Linked DNA regions of Homo sapiens: region 2 is linked to region 1. A link is a contact called in ENCODE Hi-C or POLR2A ChIA-PET data. All regions are on one chromosome and are shown on one strand. Each heading gives the region's core, a stretch centred on a gene start or an enhancer-like site at or near the end of the contact. The rest is flanking DNA. Distances are from core to core; before and after follow the strand shown.

The links. Hi-C counts contacts between places; a loop is a spot of excess contacts on that map. ChIA-PET counts read pairs that join two places held with the same protein, here RNA polymerase II (POLR2A). Pooled maps may share reads with other maps.
Region 2: a map with no recorded cell type shows a loop between it and region 1 (7-fold over the local background). The contact joins two enhancer-like sites. A Hi-C loop is called at or near these places in 5 of 37 single-sample maps with no recorded cell type and 6 of 50 pooled maps. POLR2A ChIA-PET finds 5 or more read pairs at or near these places in 1 of 52 experiments (WTC11).

What each region holds. Positions count from the first base shown.
Region 1 is chr3:12,191,951-12,196,221 of GRCh38, forward strand. It overlaps SYN2 (synapsin II), which reads left to right. Exons shown (of 13, transcript NM_133625.6): 13 at 1-82. Among named protein-coding and RNA genes, the nearest start is that of TIMP4, 35 kb to the left of the region's middle. RefSeq lists an enhancer at 2,891-2,940. Within about 2 kb of position 1,646, at least 13 of the 41 ENCODE cell types and tissues checked have a DNase peak (open chromatin) inside an H3K27ac peak, as active enhancers do.
Region 2 is chr3:12,645,816-12,650,417 of GRCh38, forward strand. All of the region lies in intron 1 of RAF1 (Raf-1 proto-oncogene, serine/threonine kinase), which reads right to left. Among named protein-coding and RNA genes, the nearest start is that of RAF1, 16 kb to the right of the region's middle. RefSeq lists an enhancer at 2,913-2,962. Within about 2 kb of position 1,961, at least 5 of the 41 ENCODE cell types and tissues checked have a DNase peak (open chromatin) inside an H3K27ac peak, as active enhancers do.

The DNA of each region.
Region 1 (4,271 bases), core at 396-2,895:
TATATTTTCCCAAAGACCACGGATGCTGTGAAGATAAACACTACATCTGCACCAATAAAAAATCCATATATTAAAATGTTAATATCTGAATGTTAATAAGTATCTAGATAATTTCCTACACATGACACCCATCCTACTAACTCAACAAGATAACCTCCTCCAAATGCCACTATCTTAACTTCTCTTCACGGGCAGTAGATGCTGCAAGGTCAGAGAATGAATTTCTCCGAGAACCAGGGTCTCCTTTCTTACTCATTCTCTGTTTTCACAGTTCAAGGATTGAGCACCGTACCCTCTTCTTACACTTAGAAAACAGGAAGTAGAACCTCCCATTGAGTGACCCCTGGGGGGTGAGAGCCCTCCTCCCACAACACACATAACTAAGGAACAAACCAACCAAACCAATGCGTGGGGTACCTGGGCGCAAGGCAATTGACCTTTAGAGTTCCTTCTGTTTCCAGCTGTAGGGGAGGCAGATGTCCTCTTAACGTTCTGTGGCTGGGCCTGAAAATTAAGCATACATAAGACAGATGAACAGGACAAACGTATACACATTTTATTTAATATTTTTATGCGTACGTGGGAATCTTCATAAGGAAAATGAAGACCCAAGCTGTTAAGCCCAAAACTTGTATACCATTTTAAACAAAGAATGATAAATTGTGACGATATGACAAAACAAAGGCGTCTGGGCTAGTCAGCCAGTAAATTGTGGGAAAGTAGGAAATATATGGGAGAAACTAATGGGAGAGAAGGGTTACAAGTTTTAGTAAGGTTTTGTCTGTGGAGATTCATCTCAGTGTCAACTCCCTGTCTCTGGTGATAAGAATGTTTGTTCCCTTCTTCCTTCTGGGGGAGAGGCACCCTTCCCACAAGAAGTTTTAGTCCTGCTTCAGACAGGAAGGGGGAAGTCGGAAAACCTTTCCTGCATCTGTTGTTGTTCTGTTGCCTTCAGCTCAACATAAACAATATGCCAAAGTGGCATATTTTGAGGTAGCATACTCTGACCCCCTTCACAAACCAAGAGTCTGCCACTAGCCATTGCTTCTATCCCCGATTCCAAATATGTTTTAAGAGAAGTCATTCATTTAGTCAAAACATTTATTGAGCACTTACGATAAACATAAACATTGTGATGGATTCATAGGAATATTTGCTGACACTTCCATAGTCAGGCACTATTCTAAATACTTAATGCTCATCAACTTATGTGTTCCTTATAATAAGCCTATATGGTAGGTGCTGTTATTATTTTATAAATGAGAAATGGAGGCACATCAAGGTCAATAACTCACTCAGGGTCACTCAGCTGGGCAAGTGGCAGAGCTGGGATTTGAACCAACCTAAGCAGTGCAGCAGCAGAACTCATGGCCTGAGCTACTTTGCCATATTACTTTTATTTAATCTAGCAAAGTCAACAAGACAATTGTATTAAATTTTACACAGTGTGATAAGAGGTGCACACAAAAATTTACAGCATATCCACCTCTTTACATTCTCTCTCCATCCCCTGACCCCAGGGAAAGAAGGACTGGGAGAAAGTTAGGACATCTGTGACCAGTGTTGACCCCTTGTCCTAAAACCATGAGTAACATACACAATGTTTCTTATTCTGATAGAATATAATTCTGGTTCTTAAAAAATTACTCATTCTTCCACATGTGATGTCAGACCAAAAACCACAAGTGGCTTATTTAGAAAATGAGTCAGCCTGGAAATGCTGCAGTGACAAAAAGGAGAGGCATTTACCATAGGTCAGGCAGCACCCTGGTCTGAAGGACATATGGATTCTCTCCAGCCCTTAGTAATGGGGTGGGGCTGGGGGTGGGGAAGTTCCATTCAGAAACAGCCTTCTTGCTACTTAAAAAAGACAGCCCCAGAGACTGGGAAGTTGGCTATTCAACAACCATCAATAAATATTCAGTGAATACTGTGATAAAAATTATCTACAGCTAAGATCTCTGAAAGATTGGTTGCAGTCTTCTACAGATCTTGAAGCCTTGTCTGTAGGCCAGCTTTGACCACTGTGCAACCACCTCTGCAGTTTATGGGGATTCCCTACCTATGTCTTCACCCCAGATTAGTAAAGGTAGAAAGCCTCATCCCTGCCCACATGGAACTCATCATCATCTTGGGTCAAGATAAATTAATTCTGTATTTTATTGATTTGTTCACAACCCCTTATTTTATTTAGCGCCATAAATTTTATGAGAGGAATATAAAAATGAATTAAGCAAGGATTCGGCCCTTACAAAGTTTATAGCCCAGTAGGGAAGATGTGTAAATATAAAGAAGAAAATGTAATGCATTAAGTCAAATGCAGTCAAAATGTTAGTTTGGAAAAAAAAAATAAGCTTGATAGGTATTGGTGAGGATATGAGAAGCAGAAGGAAGTCTTACACGTTGCTAATGGGGGTGCATGTTGGTACTGCCATTTCAGGGAACAATTTGGCAATCATGCGTAAACCCTATGACTCAGCAATTCCATTTCTGAACATTTACTCTAGAGAATCTCTTGCACATGTACATAAGAAACCAAGTAAAAGAATATTGGTCACAGCACTCTTTGTGCAAAGACTGGAAATAACCACCTCTCGTGGGGAATTAAAATATATGGTTTATTCATAAATTGGAATACTGTGTAGGAGTTAAATAAAATATATGAGGAATGCAGATGAGTTCAGGTAAGATATGAAAGGAGAATGAATAAGATGAGCCAGGCAAGTGTAAAATGGACCACAAGCAGCATATGCTGTTGCAGTGGGGCAAGCTTCTAGCTCAGGAGCTCAGAGAAGACCGCACCCTGGAGGTGAGCTGTGCACAGCCCACAGGACAGGAGGCACGCCACCTGCCGGGACTGGGCTGGGTGCACAGAATTCAGTCACTGAGTTTTACAGCTGGAAGTTGCATCTAGTTGCATCAAGGCCCAGGCAACTTAAGGAGTTTGCCAAGGTTACAAAGGGAGTTAGTAATAGAAGCAAATGAGTCTCAACACTAAGTGTCTGGTGGGCCACTGGGAACATTGCCTTTCCTGAAATAAATGAAATGGGTTTCATATTTGGGGGCCCTCCAGGGTGAGAGAGACTTATGGAATCATTTCACAGAGGCCAGGAGGCAAAGGGAAGAGATAGTGTTGGCTAGTGGAAAGAGCCTGGGTTTTGGAATCAAATTGAGTTTAAATCCAGGCTCTGCTAGTTATTAGCTAATTGATTATGTAGTTTAACTTTTCTGTGTCTCAAATTTTCTCATCTATAAAATGAGAACAATGCTACCTTTCCAAGGAGGTTGTCTTAAGAATTAAACAAGCTGATAGAGTCTGTTCCTAACAGTGGTTAGCATGCGAGATCACAAGAAACCATCTCTGTCACATAGAAAACCTGTATGAGTAAGTCCCAAACCCCCTTTCCCCAGGACTCCTCCAGGAGCAGCCAAACGAATGCCAAACATGCCTTTCTCCTGCTCCTGCAACCAGGGGAACCTCTAGGGCAATTTCAGCCCATCCAATGTCTTTTCCTAGGGCTATGGCTCCTTTTAGTTGTATTAGCTAAACTGAGCTGAGGGTGGACACTTGGGGAGGCCTGTGCTGTGCCAAGGCATTCCAATAGCAGTAAACACACGGCAGACACATACATACGTACACACATGCACACAAAGTAAAAACTGCAGCTACAGAAATAACAACGCAAACCCCAGGTGATCACAATGGATGCTTTTTTAAACACTGAGACCATACCATCATTCCTACAATGGTATGGTTCCCTTCAAAGCAATTCCTTTGGGAGATTATTTATTCCTACAAGGCTGCTGCTTATGTTCAGAACATAATTGCCTTCAGATCTGTAGTACATTATTTGAATTTCTGTAACTCTTGGAAGATCAGGAATTCTTTACCTGGAATCCAGGTATTCTCATGCATGTATTGTGCATTTCGGCAGGCCCTCAACACACATAAAATATCAAGAATCGTTGCTTTAGGGAGTAAATTTTGATATAAACAAATTTAATTCTTTTGGAGTCAAATCTAGTGATTAAGCTAGATAATATATACAGTCCAAAATGCAATGTGACTATAAGTTAATGAGATAACGTTCTGTGGCTTACAAACTAGTTCTGAAGTAAATTAATCCCAGAAAGGGGTCTCAGATCCATTTTGAATAGTTTCTCTCTGAAATAAATGTATAGACCCATCAAGGTTATCAGGTTTGAAAGAGAAGTTGCATTCCAACAAGCAAATTCTGTTGTTTGTGGAAAATAAACAATTTATTACTGTC
Region 2 (4,602 bases), core at 711-3,210, 450 kb after region 1:
GTCTCAGCTCAGCCTCCCAAAGAGCTGGGATTACAAGGCATGAGCCACTGTGCCTGGCTTATTACATTACTTTTAAATAAATATTGTTTGTAAATAATGCATCAGACCTCTGTGTGGAGGAAAGAAAAAGACTGTATATACCATGTCTTATATATCACAAGCAATTAAAATTTTTCTTCATATTTAAGAGATTTTTACTTCACTTCTAAACAACAAAGGATTTAGCTTAAATTCATTAGAGCAGTCATATTCTTAATGCTTTTTTATAACTTATCCTTTCTTTTTACTCATTAAATAATATACTAATAGATGGTGTATCAAAAATCTAATCTTTGTTTTTTAGAGACGGAGTCTCCCTTTGTCACCTAGGCTGGAAGTGCAGTAGCTTCATCATAGCTCACTGTAGCCTCAAACTCCTGGGCTCAAGCAATCCTCCCACCTCAGCCTCCTGAGTAGCTGGAAAAATATAATCTTTCATTCATGCAGCTAACATTATAATCTACAGCAAATGGATAAAGAATTAAGACAGGCAGAAATATAATAACGATATTACCGGTTTCTTTTAAGTCTTTTTTTTGAGGTGGAGTCTTCCTCTGTCACCCACGCTGGAGTGCAGTGGCACGATCTCAGCTCACTGCAACCTCTGCCTCCAGGTTCAAGTAATTCTCCTACCTCATCCTCCTGAGTGGCTGGGACTACAGGTGCGCACCACCAACGCCCTGCTAATTTTTGTATTTGTCTTTTTTTTTTTTTTGAGACAGAGTCTCACACTATTGCCAGGCCGGAGTGCAATGGCACAATATCGGCTCATTGCAACCTCCACCTCCCGGGTTCACATGATTCTCCTGCCTCAGCCTCCCGAGTAGCTGGGATTATAGGCACACACCACCACACCCGGCTAATTTTTTGTATATTTAGTAGAGACGGGTTTTACTATGTTGGCCAGACTTGTCTCAAACTCCTGACCTCAGGAGCCACCTGCCTCAGCCTCCCAAAACGCTGGGATTACAGGTGTGAGCCACCACGCCCAGCCTAATTTTTGTGATTTTAGTAGAGAAAGGGTTTCAATGTGTTGGCCAGGCTGGTCTCAAACTCCTGACCTCAAATGATCCACCCACCTTGGCCTCCCAAAGTGCTAGGATTACAGGAGTGAGCCACTGTGCCTGGTTTTTAAAGTCATTATTAAAATCTTCATTACCGGCCAGGCGTGGTGGCTCACGCCTGTAATCCCAGCACTTTGGGAGGCCGAGGCGGGCAGATCACGAGGTCAGGAGATCGAGACCATCCTGGCTAACATGGTGAAACCCCGTCTCTACTAAAAATACAAAAAATTAGCCTGGTGTGGTGGCGGGCACCTGCAGTCCCAGCTACTCGGAAGGCTGAGGCAGGAGAATGGCGGGAACCCAGGAGGCGAAGGCTGCAGTGAGCTGAGATCGCGCCACTGCACTCCAGCCTGGGCGACAGAGCGAGACTCCATCTCAAAAAAAAAAAAAAAGAAATTCAGGCCAGGCATGGTGGCTCACCCCTGTAATCTCAGCACTTTGAGAGGTTGAGGCAAGCAGACTGCTTGAGCCTAGAAGCTTGAGACCAGCCTGGACAACATGGAGAAACCCCATCTCTACAAAAAATCAGCCATGCACGGTGTAGCACATGTGTAGTCCCAGCTATTCAAGAGGCTGAAGTGGGAGGATCACCTGAGCCCAGGGAGGTCCAGGTTGCAGTGAGCCATGATTGTGCCACTGCATTCCAGCCTGGGCAACAGAGTGAGACCCTGTCTCAAACAAACAAACAAACAAACAAAACAAATAAATAAATTTTAAGTGGTCACAACACTGGAAAAAAAATAACTTTCACACATAAAAAGTTTCTGCTGAGCAAATATGCTCAAATGTTAGTTTCCTAACCAGTCCAAAAGGGCACTCTCATGCACTGCAAGGTGATGTGTACGTGTCAATATTTTTCGTTTCCTCACTCCTCTTTCTCAATTTCTGACCACAAACTGGTAACTTCATCAGATGACAGCCCAGAATAAACACACATGAAGAAATAAGCCACTCTACTCTTCTAAAAGTTAGCAGGGGCTGTACAAGTTTACAAAACAGACTCCTACATTTTAAAAGTGTAACTTTAAAAATACAAGTTAAAAACGAGCTAGTTCAAAAACAATTATGCTAAAACAAATCAGTTCCACAAATGATACCTGGAGCCAACTTTATTTTTAACTCTCACCACAAATAAGCTTAAATTATTTTCATTTTAAATCACATTGTCTGGACTCTTTTTTAACCCGAGTTTTTCTTTTCACCTTCAAATCAGTCATTGTTTTCTTCATCTAGTCAGCAACTGCTGATTTTTAAAATAAACAGATGTGTATTCAAAGTACACCATTAACACAAGTACCAAAACACACAATGTACAAATAAAATATGGTTTAGGAATGATTATTCAGATAGCCAAGTAACAGCGAAGTTAAAAAAAAAAAAAAAAAAGCTACATAATGAAGTAGGAAGGAAGGGGGAAAAAAATCACCTGGAAACACTAACAATTTCCACACTAATTTCTCTTTCATACTAAAGGCATTAATTTTCACAGTAAATCTTGCATATTCAACAAGTGGTTAAAAAAAATTAGCCCTCCTCAAAGATAAGGACACAGAATATAAGTGAATCATTCATTCTACACACTGGCATCACTCATTTGGCAGAGGAGATGTGTCCTCAAGAGAAGAGGTATTCCCCCAAGTTTACATCTTACCAAAGCAGTTTCAAGAAGTAACCATCTATATTAGCCGGATGTGGTGGTGCACACCTGTATTCCCTACTCAGATGGCTGAGGCACGAGAATCATGTGAACCCAGGAAGCAGAGGTGGCTGTGAGCCGAGATCGCACCACTGTCCTCCAGCCTGAGTGACAGAGTGAGATTCTGCTTCAAAAAAAAAAAAGTAACCATCTGATTCAGCCAGCTCCCCTACACTTCCTTCTGGAGTCAATGGCTTTCAAATAGAAAAATTCCCATCGGCCGGATGCGGTGGCTCACGCCTGTAATCCCAGCACTTTAGGAGGCCGACGTGGGCGGATCACCTGAGGTCGGGAGTTCAAGACCAGCCTGACCAACATGGAGAAACCCAGTCTCTACTAAAAATACAAAATTACCCAGGCGTGGTGGCACATGCCTGTAATGCCAGCTACTTGGGAGGCTGAGGCAGGAGAATTGCTGGAACACAGGAGGCAGAGGTTGCAGTGAGCCAAGATCACGCCATTGCACTCCAGCCTGGGTAACAAGAGCAAAACTCAGTCTCAGAAAAAAAGAAAGAAAGAAAAGAAAAAGAAAAATTCCCTAGTCTTTAGTGGTGCGCTCAATAGTAAACTTTAACAACTTCTAAGAGTTACAGTAAGACACCTGTAAAACTGATAATATCATTTGTTCTTCAGAAATTACTTTTAACCAACTTTTCAATAATAATTTTCTCAAAAGAAAGACATGTTTAAAATTTTTCCCTGGCCAGGCATGGTGGTTCATGCCTGTAATCTCAGTAATTTGGGAAATCAAAGCAGTAGAATGGCTTGAGCCAAGGAGTTCAAGACCACCCTGGTCAACAGAGTGACACCTCATCTTTATAAAAATAAAACAAAATTAGCTGGGCATGGTGACACATGCCTCTAGTCTCAGCTACTAAGGAGGCTGAGGCGGGAGGATCACTTGAGCACAGGAGTTTGAGGCTGCAGTGAGCTATGATCGTGCCACTGCACTCCAGCATGGGGGCCAGAGACTGTCACACACACACACACACACACACACACACACAGTTTTCACTGTTAGTTACACCATTAATTCATTAAAGCTCTAAATTATACCCTGCTATTTTGCCAGAGGATAAAATAGTAAATGAAACACAAAAATATAACCTAGGGTCAGGCTCACACCTGTAATCTCAACACTTTGGGAGGCCGAGGTGGGAGGAGTGCTTGAGCCCAGGAATTCCAGATCAGCCTGGGCAACTGAGGGGGAACATCAACTCTACAAAAAAATTGTTTTTAATTAGCTGGGCAGCCAGGCACAGTGGCTCATGCCTGTAATCCCAGCACTTTGGGAGGCCGAGGCAGGCAGATCACCAGGTCAGGAGTTCGCGACCAGTCTGGCCAACATAGTGAAACCCCATCTCTACTAAAAATACAAAAAATTAGCCAGGTGTGGTGATGGGCGCCTGTAATCCCAGCTACTCGGGAGGCTGAGGCAGGAGAACTGCATGAACCCAGGAGGCGGAGGTCGCATTGAGCCAAGATCACGCCATTGCACTCCAGCCCGGGAGACAGTGCGAGACTCCATCTCAAAAAAAAAAAAAAAAAAAAAAAAAAAAATTTAATCAGGCATGGTAGTCATGCCTACAGTCCCAGCTACTCAGGAGGCTAAGATAGAAGGATTGTCTGAGCCCAGGAGGTCGAGGCTGGAGTGAGCCGTGACTGCATCACTGCACTCTAGCCTGGGTGACAAAATGAAACCCCATCTCAAAAAAGAAAATATAACCTACATAATTATATACCAAAGCATTGAAGAACTACATGTATTTCCTATAATCTTGTTATAATCCATCATCCAGTATA